2 separate regions of the Homo sapiens genome follow, and region 2 is linked to region 1. The links are chromatin contacts, found by Hi-C or POLR2A ChIA-PET in ENCODE. All regions are on one chromosome and are shown on one strand. Each heading gives the region's core, a stretch centred on a gene start or an enhancer-like site at or near the end of the contact. The rest is flanking DNA. Distances are from core to core; before and after follow the strand shown.

Evidence for each region. A loop is a pair of places that touch in the nucleus more often than their neighbours do. ChIA-PET counts read pairs that join two places held with the same protein, here RNA polymerase II (POLR2A). Pooled maps may share reads with other maps.
Region 2: a loop to region 1 is called in a map of B cell, with 15 times the contacts of the local background. The contact joins the promoter of LINC02981 here to the promoter of SNX10 in region 1. A Hi-C loop is called at or near these places in 1 of 168 maps with a recorded cell type or tissue (B cell), 4 of 37 single-sample maps with no recorded cell type and 9 of 50 pooled maps. POLR2A ChIA-PET finds 5 or more read pairs at or near these places in 3 of 52 experiments (H1, OCI-LY7 and activated CD4-positive, alpha-beta T cell).

What each region holds. Positions count from the first base shown.
Region 1 is chr7:26,290,381-26,296,726 of GRCh38, reverse strand. It overlaps SNX10 (sorting nexin 10), which reads right to left and starts at 4,865. Exons shown (of 7, transcript NM_013322.3): 1 at 4,641-4,865. RefSeq lists an enhancer at 2,831-2,880 and silencers at 4,372-4,451, 4,602-4,841.
Region 2 is chr7:26,396,209-26,402,554 of GRCh38, reverse strand. LINC02981 (long intergenic non-protein coding RNA 2981) reads right to left here and starts at 3,986. Exons shown (of 5, transcript NR_148502.1): 1 at 3,534-3,986. It overlaps SNX10-AS1 (SNX10 antisense RNA 1), which reads left to right and starts at 3,137. Exons shown (of 2, transcript NR_136272.1): 1 at 3,137-3,214. RefSeq lists silencers at 3,450-3,559, 3,650-4,109 and enhancers at 4,580-4,819, 3,894-4,850.

The DNA of each region.
Region 1 (6,346 bases), core at 3,616-6,115:
TGATATATTTTGATAGCTGGCTGAACAAGCCTCTCCTCAATATTCTTTTTCAAAAATGTATTGCCTACAAGTACAAATCTATTTTCCAGGTAAGCTTTATTATTATCAGTTTGTAAAATTTAAGTCGTGTTAAAAGTCTGGCCTAAACTATTAAAGGTCTCATTACCTCTTAGGCTTTTCTTATTTTTCTTATTATTAGTATTTCTTTTTAGAGTTGGGGTCTCACTGTGTCACCGAGGCTGGAGTATAGTGGTGAGATCATGGCTCACTGCAGCCTCCAGCTCCTAGGCCCAAGTGATCCTCCTACCTCGACCTCCCAAGAAGCTAGGACTACAGGTGTGTGCCGCCACACCCAGCTTTTGCCCAAGCTGGTCTCAAAGTCTTGACCTCAAGCAATCCTCCCACCTCAGCCTCCTCAGTCACTAAAATTACAGGTGTGAGCCACCAGAACCCAACTCTTTTAGTCTTCTTTTGTCGTTGGAGCATCACCCTTCAGCCAGGAGATGGCTTACTTCCCAGTGAGCCACATACTATGCAAAAATCTCAGACTTCAGGGAATTTGGGGGTTATTTGTATTTATTTATTTATTTATGAGACAGAGTCTAATTCTGTTGTGCAGGCTGCAGTACAATGGTGCAATCACAGCTCACTGCAGCCTCAACCTCCTGGGCTCAAGCGATCCTCCCACCTCAGCCTCTTAAGTAACTGGGACTACAGGCATGCGCCACCACACCCGGCCCAGGGAATTTTGTTTGAATTTCTAAATCTCTTAGCAAAAACTTTCCAATACGACAATTCTACCAAGAGGTCTGAATGGCTGCCTGTGCCTCAACCAATGCATGTCTGCAACATTCCTCTTCTTCTCCCCAAACAGCTTTTCTTTTCCTGGCTCACATCTCTCCGAGTTGTAGATTCCCATACCAAATCAGAGTAAAGTGGCTCAGCTAACAGGATCACATGCCAAACGATGTCGTATTTTGACAGGCACTTCCAGGCAGCTTTGCTGGCCTCATGCATTGGACAGCTTGGTGAGAGAGCTGGGGGTCTCTGGCAATTCGTAATTGATTGATCTGGCACCACTTAATCCACAGGGAACTATCAGGCTATAATGGAAAGAATATGAGACTGGAAGTTCAGGAACCTGAGTTTGAGTCCCGTTTTTACCTCTAATTAGCTGTGTAGTTCAGATTAAGTTATTCTGCCTCTCCATTGGGCCTTGGTAGCCTCATTTGTAAAATGAGATTATTAGAATAAAATGGTGAATAATGACTTTCTTTCCACCATGGGTGACCACGTAAGAATCTGAAGAAAGCTACAGATTCTCTCCCCCAGAATAATGCACTTTTGCAGATGAATATGAAATCAGGCTGGCCACAGTAGCTCACACCTGTAATCCCAGCACTTTGGGAGGCTGAGGTGGGTGGATCACTTGAGCTCAGGAGTTCAAAACCAGCCTGGGCAACATGGCAAAACCCCATCTCTACAAAAGTATCAAAAAAAAAAGTAAAAATGACATCATATATTTGAAAGGGGTTCACAGATCTGATAAAGACTATTTCCCTGTCCCCAGAGGCAAGATCACTGAGGCCTAGCACAAGATTTTAAAAATAACAGAGACTACAATAGAAATACATACTGAATCACAAAGCCTTGAGTAAAGTTGAATCACTTGTAGAACTAAAAGCATCTCTTCTGCAGAAACTGGGAGCAAGGAGTAGTTACTTAGGGAAAAATAAATGTAAGTATCAATAGGAGTTGCCCTTGACTGAAGCCTGGCTAAGCCCTTTACATTCGCAGGTGGGTGGCTGAGAGTTACTACTGATTCCAGACCCAGGCTCCTAGTTCAAATTTTGGCTCTCGCATTACTAGTTGTTTGACCTTGGGCTTTGTGCCTCAGTTTCCACATCTGTAAAAAGAAAGAAGAAGGGGAGAAAAACAATACCTATCTCAAGGGTTGTTAACGTACTTAGGACACTTGTAACAGGGCCTACCACACAGTAAGCCCTAGATAACTATTAGCTTATAACAGAAATCTGACACACATTTGTTGGGTAGTTAAAACTGTAAGCTGAGTTTAGAGAAATCATAAATACTCTGATGGCTTAGTTTCCCCAGAGGTAAACTGAAGACAGTAACAGAATCTGCTTCATAAGTCTGTTGTGATGCTTAATGAGACTGCCACATAAAAACTCTTTCACAATGCCTGGCCCATAATTAAGTGCTCGATAATGTCACGATGCCTGGAATATAGTAAGCACTCGATAAATGTCAGCTGTTGTATTAACAGTTCTGGGAAGCAAAGATTACCATCACCCTTTTTTATTTCTGAATAACAGGCAACTCAGAGAGTGTTAAGTGCCCCGCCAACAAAACTATACTTAGAAAATTATTATACCAAGATTTCAACTCAGATGGGTCTGGAATCACAAGTTCTAACCACTACACTATATACCTTCCTCTTTGAACAGGGCTTAGAGAACAGAAGAGCTAATTCATACCTACCAGATTACTAAGAAAAAGATGTTTGGAGATAACAATGCTAAATTTGGGGGATTCCCCACAGAGTCAACCATGAGCTTGGCCAAAAGCCCTTCTCCGCCATGCTAGGAAATGAAAATCTGCATAGACTGGCCCCTGTTCTCAACCAGTTGTCTGCCTTTCACCAAGTGGTTGTGAAACCACAGCCCTGTCACTAAAAACGGAAAAAAGAAGTTATTTTCCCCAGTAACTTAACGAGCAAAATGAAGCCTTAAAATGAAAGTAGTGATCCTAGGGCTGAGAAAAGATATCCACTGCTCCAAAGCCCAGCAGAATTGCTGTAGAACACCAACGTTACTCTTTGATTAACATACTTTTATTTTTTTTAATGAACGTGCTTATTTCTATTACTTTAGGTTACCTAACTCAGGGGTCCTTCCCATTAGTAAAATAAGAGGAAGTGTGTACCAGCCTGGAGGGGAGACTCCCTGGTGGGGCACAGTGTCAGCCTGAGCAAGTCCCACTGTCAACACTGATGTCCTCCCCAGTTAAATGGTAATCAAAAGTGAGAATGAAATGGACTGGTAGAAGAAACAGGACGACCAGTTGAGTCCATGCTAATCACTGATATTTCACATCTTCACACAGTTTCTTCTAAATGTATTTTATTTTTGTATTTTTATTAAAAACTGCCCTATCAGTCAATCTCAAGTCTACCCTTCCTTTAAAAAATAGTAATAAAAGGCCGAGCGCAGTGGCTCACCCCTGTAATCCTAGCACTTTGGGAGGCCGAGGCAGGTGGATTGCTTGAGCTCAGGACTTCCAGACCTGCCTGGGGCAACATGGCAAAACCCTGTCTCTACAAAAAAAATACCGAAGTTAGCCAGGGGTGTGGTGGCCCGCACCTGTGGTCTCAGCTACTAGGGAGGCTGAGGTGGGAGGATCACTGAAGCCTGGGAGGTGGAGTTTGCAGTGAGCCAAGATCGCACCACTGCAATCCAGCCTGGGTGACAGAATAATACCTTGTCTCAAAAGAAAAAGAAAAAAGTAAATAATATTAAGAATAATGAAGGTCCAGCTATGTACCTACCTTAGGAATAGGCATCACTGGAAGTGATGGCAGAGGCAAGGCAGGAGTCCCTGACCTCACCTCCATTCTCTCACTGAGGAGCCCCTGCAGAAGCTGGTCAACTATCCAAGCAGTCCCTGCTTCTTCCTGGCGAAGGCCTCAGCCTCCAGCCCAGCCCCCTCCTGGGAGAGGAGGGGGAGCTTATGCAATCCAAACCCAGTTCCCAGGCCCCAGAGGTGGACATAACTCCGGGGTGGAAGTCAGAAGCCTGCCAGGTTGTAGGCCTGGTTCTGCTCCCATCTGGCTGAATGATCCTGGTCCCAACACTCAGCGTCCCTCGGCCTTAGCCTCCCTGTCTGTAAAATGAAAGGTTTGATGGAGATCATGTGCAAGCCTCCTCCCCGTTCTAATTTTCTGATACCATCATTTTTAACGTGTCTTGTAGAGATAGAAGCCCTTCCTTTCAGCAGGACATGTTGCTCCCCATTCCGTGACGATCCCCCTCAATAATCCGTGTAATTTGAGAAAAGTATGATGCATCGGAACTGAAAAACAGGCTGTTGCTTTCCTGGTCACCAAATCTGATAATCAGTCAATTATATGGATTTTCCCCTGGGCCTTCTCCCTCAATCCCACAATCCCACGAATAAACCTGCCTACCCCTCCCAATTCCTCAACTCAAGGCTACCCGTTAATGAATGAATAAAAAAATAAATAAATAAATTTTAAAAACCACCTCCCCACCCCCTTCTACCCGGCCTGGTGTAAGGTGCCACAGCACTTCTTCCGTAATCTAGAATCCACCTCTGCCCCACCCTCTCCCCGGGGTGTCTTTTTAGCCAAGAATCCCTGGATCGACGCGCTCCATCTCCCCGCTCTACCGCGCTGATCATTTCTCCCTGCCCGGCACACCTCGGCTGAAAAGGAGGCGGCTCCTCTGCTCCAAGCCCAAGGGACCCAAACCTCTTTCCAGCCCGCAAGGGTGCGGGCACCTGGGAACAGCGGGAAGGGCCCGCGCCTCTGGAAAGAAGGGCCGCCGTCCCCACCTGGGCGGTGCAGGGGAGGCCCCCTCAGCGGGTCTCTTGTCACTTACGGGCGGCTCCTCCGGGCAGAACAGAGCAGGGCCGGGCCGAGCCGGGCTTGCGGGCCGCGGAGTTTGCTGACTCAAAGGCGCGCGGCGGCAGCGGCGGCGGCGAGCGCCCAGGAGCGCACACGAGCGCAGCCCCGCGCTCCCCGCGCTCCCCGCGCTCCCCGCGCACGTAGCGGCCCCGCGCCCGCGCTCAGCGCCAGCCGTCCGCCTGTGGGCGCCGCGCCTAGTGCTTCCGCCGCCTCCGCGCAGCCCAGCCCAGGTGCGCCCCCACCCTGCAGAGCTAGCCTCCTGCTTCCTGAAATTGAGTTAGGGAGGAAATGCCCCCATTAGTCCGGACGTTGAGGCTGGAGGTGCTCCAGCGGCACCCTTCGGAATTCGCCACCTGAGTCACCTTAAGCTTCCTAACCCTGACCCCACAGTTATGGGGAGGATTGCCGATGGGGAGGAGGACGGATAAATAACGTGATAAACAAGAATGGCAGAATGTTCATAGCATCTAGGTGGTGGGCTATGGTGTTTATATAAAATTATTTCAGTTTTTGTCTATGTTTGAAATGTCTCAATAAAACATTTGGGGGGAAAGCTAATGAGATCTGCCAAGGGACCTGACTGAGGAAAGCATTTCCCAAATGGCACCTGAGGCTGGGTCCCCACACCTGTTTGCATGGGAAACCACAATCATCACTTAAACTGCTAATAAGTGACTGAATGACACAGAATAATAAGCATAGCCTAATATTTCATTTTTCAAGCATGAATTTTCCCATTAGATACAGCTTGTCGCTGATCATCCTCCAGGGACCATTCCAGGCCCACCTGAAAACGCATCTGTTCACCACACCTACATTAACTCCCTAACAAAACGTATAAATATACAATGTTGTGTCTTAACATCTTGGATCTTGAAGTTGTATTGCTGAACCCTCAATCACTGGTATTTAATTTCCTAAAATTGCACCCAAGTCATGACACACAAGTGAATGCAACCATGATCACTTTTGAAAATCAAATTAAGCTGGTGTGGTGGCTCACGCTTGTAATCCCAGCACTCTGGGAGGCCGAGGCGGGTGGATTACAAGGTCAGGAGATGGAGACCATCCTGGCTGACATGGTGAAATGCCGTCTCTACTAAAAATACAAAAACTTAGCTGGGCGTGGTGGCGCGCGCCTGTAATCCCAGCTACTCGGGAGGCTGAGGCAGGAGAATAGCTTGAACCCGGGAGGCAGAGGTTGCAGTGAGCCGAGATCATGCCATTGCACTCCAGCCTGGGCGACAGAGCAAGATTCTGTCTCAAAAAAAAAAGAAAGAAAATCAAATTAAAGTGTATTTTTTATATTCTTGTCCCTATGCTCCGCAAAGAAAAACATTGAGTAGAAAACAAAATGCAGCATGTATCTAAGATCCTAAGAGATTCTGTAAAATTAAAATCTTTCTGAACTTATTGTCAAGAGCATGACTTTACAGCTGTAGACAAAGCAGCAACAAACCCTTGGAGAGTCTACTGAAAGTCATTTGAATATCTGTTAGAATTTTGACCCTATTAAGACTGGTAACTTGGGCCGGGCGCGGTGGCTCACGCCTGTAATCCCAGCACTTTGGGAGGCCGAGGCGGGCGGATCACGAGGTCAGGAGATCGAGACCATCCCGGCTAAAACGGTGAAACCCCGTCTCTACTAAAAATACAAAAAATTAGCCGGGCGTAGTGGCG
Region 2 (6,346 bases), core at 2,737-5,236, 110 kb before region 1:
GCCTGCCACCACACCCAGCTAATTTTTGTATTTTTAGTAGAGATAGAGTTTCACCATGTTGGCCAGGCTGGTCTCGAACTCCTGACCTCAGGTCATCCACCCACCTTGACATCTCAAAGTGCTGGGATTACAGGTGTGAGCCACCGTGCCCACCCCCATCTCCTCTATTAAAATTCCTTCTTCTAGAATCCTTCTGAAGGACCTGCCTGTGGCTGTTTTATAGTTAACTTTTATACATATATGTGTGTATAAATATGTGTGTATGCATGTGTAGAAAGTAGTCTAAAATAATAATAAATAGTATAGTAAATGCATAAACTAGTAACAGTTGTTTATTGTTATTATCTAGGATTATGTACTTGATAATGTGGCATACTGTGGTATGTGGTATACTTTTAAATAACTGGCAACGCAGTAGGTTTGTTTACACTGACACCACCACAAGCACACAACTAATGTGTTGCATTAAGATGTTACAAGGGCTAAGACATCACCAGGCGATAGGAATTTTTCAGCTCCACGGTAATCTTACAGGGCCACTATCGTATATGCAGTCCATTGCTGATCAAAACATCATTATGGGGCACATGACTGTATTATTAATTGAAAATATAAGATGTTGAAGATTAACATTCAGCATTAACCCATTTGTGTAAACAAAGAGTAGATATACAGTCATGCACCACATAATGACATTTCGGTCAACAATGGACCAAATATACAACAGTGGACCCATAAGATTAATATGGAGCTGAAAAATTCCTATAGCCTAGTGGCAATATAGCCATCACAATGTTGTAGAGCAATTACCTTTTTAAATATAAATTTAGTGTAGCCTAAGTGTACGGTGTTTATAAAGCCTACACTAGTATACACAATGTCCTAGACCCTCACATTTACTCGCCACTCACTCCACTCACCCGAGCAACTTCTAGACCTGCAAACTCCATTCATGGTAAGTGCCCTATACAGTTGTATTTTTTCTTTTTTTACCATTTATACTGTATTTTTGCTGTACCTTTTCTACATTTAGATACATAAGTACTCACCATTGTGTTACAGTTGCCTACAGTGTTGTTTTTTTTTTTTTGAGATGGAGTCTTGCTGTGTTGCCCAGGCTGGAGTGCAGTGGCATGATCTCTGCTCACTGCAAACTTTACCTCCCAGATTCAAGTGATTCTCCTGCTTCAGCCTCCTGAGTAGCTGGAACTACACGTGTATGCCATCAAGCCCAGCTAATTTTGGGGTTTTTAGTAAAAACAGGGTTTCACCATGTTAGCCAGGCTGGTCTTGAAGGCCAGCCTTGGCCTCCCAAAGTGCAGGGATTTACAGGCGTGAGCCACAGTGCCTGGCCAATTGCCTTCAGTATTCTGTTACAGTACCATGCTGTACAGGTTTGTAGCCTAGGAGCAATAGGCTATACCATATAGCCTAGGTGGGTAGTAGGCTACACCATCTAGGTTTGTATAAGTACATTCTCTGATATTCGTGCAATGATGAAATCGCCTAACGATGCATTTCTCAGAACATATTCCCATCATTAAGAGATGCATGACTGTATATATTTGCATGTGTTTTTAAGTTACTGGAAGAATATACAAAAATATTAATAGTGCTTGTAACAGTGAATGGTATAGAAAGAAGGAAGGAAGGAGTGGGAGGATTCTGTTTTTTATTTCATACACTTCTACAGTGTTTGAATTATTTTTATTGAATATGTTACTTTCATTATTTTTAAAAACATCTTCTTCCCACCTTCTCATCTTGTCTATTTCAGCCTAGCCAACTAGGTTTTCTCAGGACTGAGGTTATTTATTCCATATTAACTCTGTCTCAAGCTCATATGCATCTCCCACGATTATTTTTCCCAAAACACTTTAGGTTTAAGAATGACCTTTCCTAGGTCTTTAGCTTATGATTAACCAAATGAAACCATCACTAGATGGACTCCCTAATTCAGGTGTTGAATTACAAAAATGAATTTTCAGGGGGAAAAAAATGCTAACTCAATTATGTTAGTTAAAATATCAGTAAAATTAGCAATGCCACAGTGTCATGAAGCAGAAGGTCAAAGACCCACACACCCTTTACTGGGCGCCATGGTGGGACTTAACTGGGGCAGTTCCGGTTCTGCCATTAGGACCATGAGCACTCCAATCTCAGTGAAATTGTATAAGACACTGCCATTATCCCCGGATCATTGCCACGATAGACCCAAACAACTCCAGTCTATCGTGTCAATGTGTATTTGGGGAGTCTTTAACACACGGATCATTGGCGAGCTGCACCATAAAAGCCCTGTAGGAGCCGTGGCCGTGTGTGGAATCAATGCACACTCGGGGACTTCCCCACGCCCGGATCATTTGCAGCGCATCGTGTCAATGCATACTCCGGGAGCCCCTACTCCGAAGCCTGTGAGTGCTGAGGAACAGTGTACACCAAAAATACTTATGGAATAGTTGTTACAGTGCGTACACAGTATTCACTTTTCTAAATGGCATGTCAGCAAGTTTAGTGTGCCACAAATAACTCCTAAAAGGCACAAAACACTCCTAGAGGCCCACCTTCACACATGAATGGTTGGTCCATGGAATTGTGGCATGGCTGTGGGGGAGTGTAAGTTTTTCTTTACAGTGAACAAAGGGAAAAGAAAGAGACATCTGCTATTCAGTGTTGTCAGGGTTTTCAGCATAATCCCAAACACCTCCTAATTATTTTCCTGGGCATTTGATCCCTAAGATACAAGGACCTTCCCTCCATCCCTGCCCTGTTCCAAAGTACCTGTAGAGCAAGCTGAGAGGGCAGAGTTAGAGGATGGGTGGGGTTGGGTCTTAAGTGCGATCCCACAGAGATATAATGTGAACCACATGTGTAAATTTAAATGTTCTTTGTGGCCACATTTTTAAAAAAAGATTTAATTCATGATACTTTATTTCACCCCATATACCCAAAATATTATCATTTCAATATGCAATCAATGTTTTTAAATGATGAATGAGCCAGTTCACATTCTTTTTTCCATACAGTCTTCTTTACAATGGGGTGTGTATTTCCCACTTGGAGAACATCCTGGTCTGGCCTGGCCACACTGCAAGCCCTCGGCAGCCTCTTGTGGTCAGTGGCTGCCCCAGTGAGCAGCACAGCTACAGAGGTTCAGGAAAACCAACCCCAGGAGCGTGGATGTTCACTGCCTTCCTTCAACCACTCCAGGCAGGTGCGTCCACCTTTCCTCCTCATTGCCTCACCAGGGCTGCAACTGCCGAACAGCCTTTTCTCGGCAGCCTGACAGAATAGCTGTGTGTTGGGTTTCTGCAATCATAAAAAATGACCACAAATATGCATTCGGAAAGAGGAACGAAAACTCCTCTAGGCCCAAACGGTAATGGCAGTACTAGGTCATCTTTCTTGGAGACGGAGGTGAAGGGAGGGCAAGGGGCCCCTGGGGAAGGAAAGAGGAGGCGGGCGTGGCGTCGAGCGCGAGGGCGGCGGCCTAGCTGCACCCGCGAACTTCCCCACACCTGCGACCAGCTCACCTCGCGGCGTGAGGGATCCCTGGCAGTCGGACGCGGCAGGGTGGCTGGTTTCTGGGGCTGAGTCTGGCCCGACACAAAAGAGGAGGGAAAGGAGAAGGAGACGGAAACAAAGGCGCGGGGGAGGACGAGGAGGCGCGCGCGGTCGCGGGGCAAAGCGGCGATGCGGTGCGGGCGCGCGCAGCCTGGGGCTCCCGGGACCAGCGGGCGGGAGCAGGCGGAGCGGGCAGGGCGATTTGAATATCAGGCTCTGCCACACTCGGGGCGCCGCTGACAACTTCATTACCTCCGCATATAAAAATGACTGCCGGGGAATGCAAATAGCTCGCCTGTCTCAGCCGCCTGCCCTCGTTCCGCCGCCGGCTGCAGGCGGAGGCCCCGGGAGCCGCGGCGGCCGGAGGCGCAGACGCGCCCTGTCCAACATAATGAACTGCCCGGCCGCGGCTCCGCCCACCCCCCAGCCGCCGAGCCGGGCCGGGAGGGGGAGCCGGCCCGGTGCTGGAGGAGGAAGGGGTGGGCGGCCGGGCGCGGCTCAGAGGCCGCGCGTTGCTAGTCAGTGTCGGCGCAGGCCCTGCCTCTTGACTCTGTCATCCAATTACTGCCATGAAAATACCAGGAAACTAGAGTGCTCAGTGGGTTCCACTCGTGACCGCGAACTCTGACGGAAAAGCGGGACCCCCGGCCTCCGTCCCGTGCGCCCTGGTGGTTAAATTGGACGCCAGCATCCCGGCGCCCCGCTCTCGTCTCGCCTGCAAGCGGGCGGCGGGTGTGCTGCGCCCTGCTCCCCAGGCCTGCGGCCACCGGGACAAGGCTGCGTCGCTGTGCAGGACCCGCCTCCCGAACCCTGGGCCTTGCTGAGCTCCCCGTGTGGCCACCGAGGCAAGCCGCGTGCGGGAGGGAACGCAGGCTTCACGGCGCCTCTCTTCTTGCCCTGGCTTGCTCCCTGGCAAGAAGTCACCTCCCGCCTTCTGATAGCTCCCCCTGTCACATTTGGGCCCCTTGTGAACTTCTCGAGGAGAGGAGCTAGGTCACTTTTATTAATAGCAACAACGACAGTAGTAAACATATGCTGAGGACTATTCTACGCAAGGTACTATGCCAACTGCTTTACCTACATGTTTATCACAGCGATCTTATTGCACTCCTGGAAACCCAGGCTTAGCAAAGCCTTGAAAGGTTCCCAGCATAACCCAGCTAAGGTGGGAGGGAGCACAGGTGAGAACCCAGGCCCCTCTACACTCTCAATCACTCTGCAGTATTTTCCGGGTCCTTCTTACAGCTCACACAACTGTCCAGCACTCCTTTGTCCCCCGAACGCATCACCCCCAGCCATCTTAGGCCGGGCCAGCCCCCCGCCCCCACCCTCACCCCCTCCCTCACCCCCTCCCTCACCCCCTCCCTCACCCCCTCCCTCTCCTTGGCCCAGAAGTAAATCCTAAGTAGTCTAAATCCGTTATGACCAACCCCTTCCCTTGCCCAGGCACTGGCTTAGAAAAGAGCATGTGACCAGTCCTGGCCAAGGCCAAGCCAGGGGACATCTGTTGGGGTTTTCTGGGAAATGCTTCCTTGCCCTAAAAAAAGACACCTCTAGCGATTCCAGTTTCTTCTGTTGTAGAATGTATATCCACCACCTGGCAACCACGGAGGAGCCAGGGAACAAAGTTAGTCTTTGCAGAGATTTACAGGATTAAGTGAGCTAACTCCAGGGTTAAAGTTTAGGAGAATCATGTTTTAGTCCTATCTCTACCTGCGATGGAGTCATGCTGCCTCGTGTTTATTCAGGGACATATTTAAAGTTAACTCCTTTTTGAAACGAGACAAGATAAAAAGATGTAAACAAAGGAAAACTCCAGAAATTTGGTCTTGTCTCCATTAAAGAGTGTCTGTTTCTAGGCACTTCAGTGGAACCTCTCACTTCCAGCTTCTCTTCCTGGGCACTCACCTCTAACTCATTCAGCTTTTTTCCCTCAAAGTAGCTCTTTGCCTACACAGGCAAGGCATCTCTTCCCTCCAGGAACATCAGAACCCCCCTTCTAACCCTCCTGCACCCACACACCCAGGCGTCTGAGCTTGACTGCCTTTGAAATGTTTACTGGCCTTCAAGTAGTCTCTTTGAAGAATTTGCATCTAATTTTGAACTTAGGGAAAATCGGGCATAACCAGTCACTTACTAGTTTCCTTGGCAACTACTTTAAAACAGAATCTAAATTGGAATGAAAATGGATTTTTATGGTTTCACTAAAATCATACACACTTTTCATGAAAATATACCAAAAAAACTATAAAAAATATATACATACTATATGCTTTATTCGTTTATCTGGAATCAATACACAGTAACTAACTCAAATATCTCTGTTCCCCACTGCTGAGGAAAGGCACTCCACACTCCCTTAGCAAGACATTTAAGACCCTCCACAATCTGCACCTAACCCAGCTCCAGCCTTATTTGTCTACTACAGTACATCCCCAAATCATGCTATTGCATTTCCTCTCCCATGACATTCTCTAGAATGCCCTTGAACTTCATGTCCAACTGTTCAAATATCACCGATCTTTCCAAGTCCAGATTAAATATCACCTCTTCCAAGAAGCTTTTCCCATTCCTCACATATAATGACACAAATTGAGTTACTTAGTGTTTATTTTCAGCAATATTTAGCATATTTTATTTACTGATACCCAGTATTGTTAAAATAATGCACATTTCCTAACAGTTGGGGGGCTTCAATATTACCATGCAAACAATTAAAATGAGTAATAAATATTATCAGCAGAATTGTATAAATCTTACTCCCAACTTAAGGCTGAGCTGT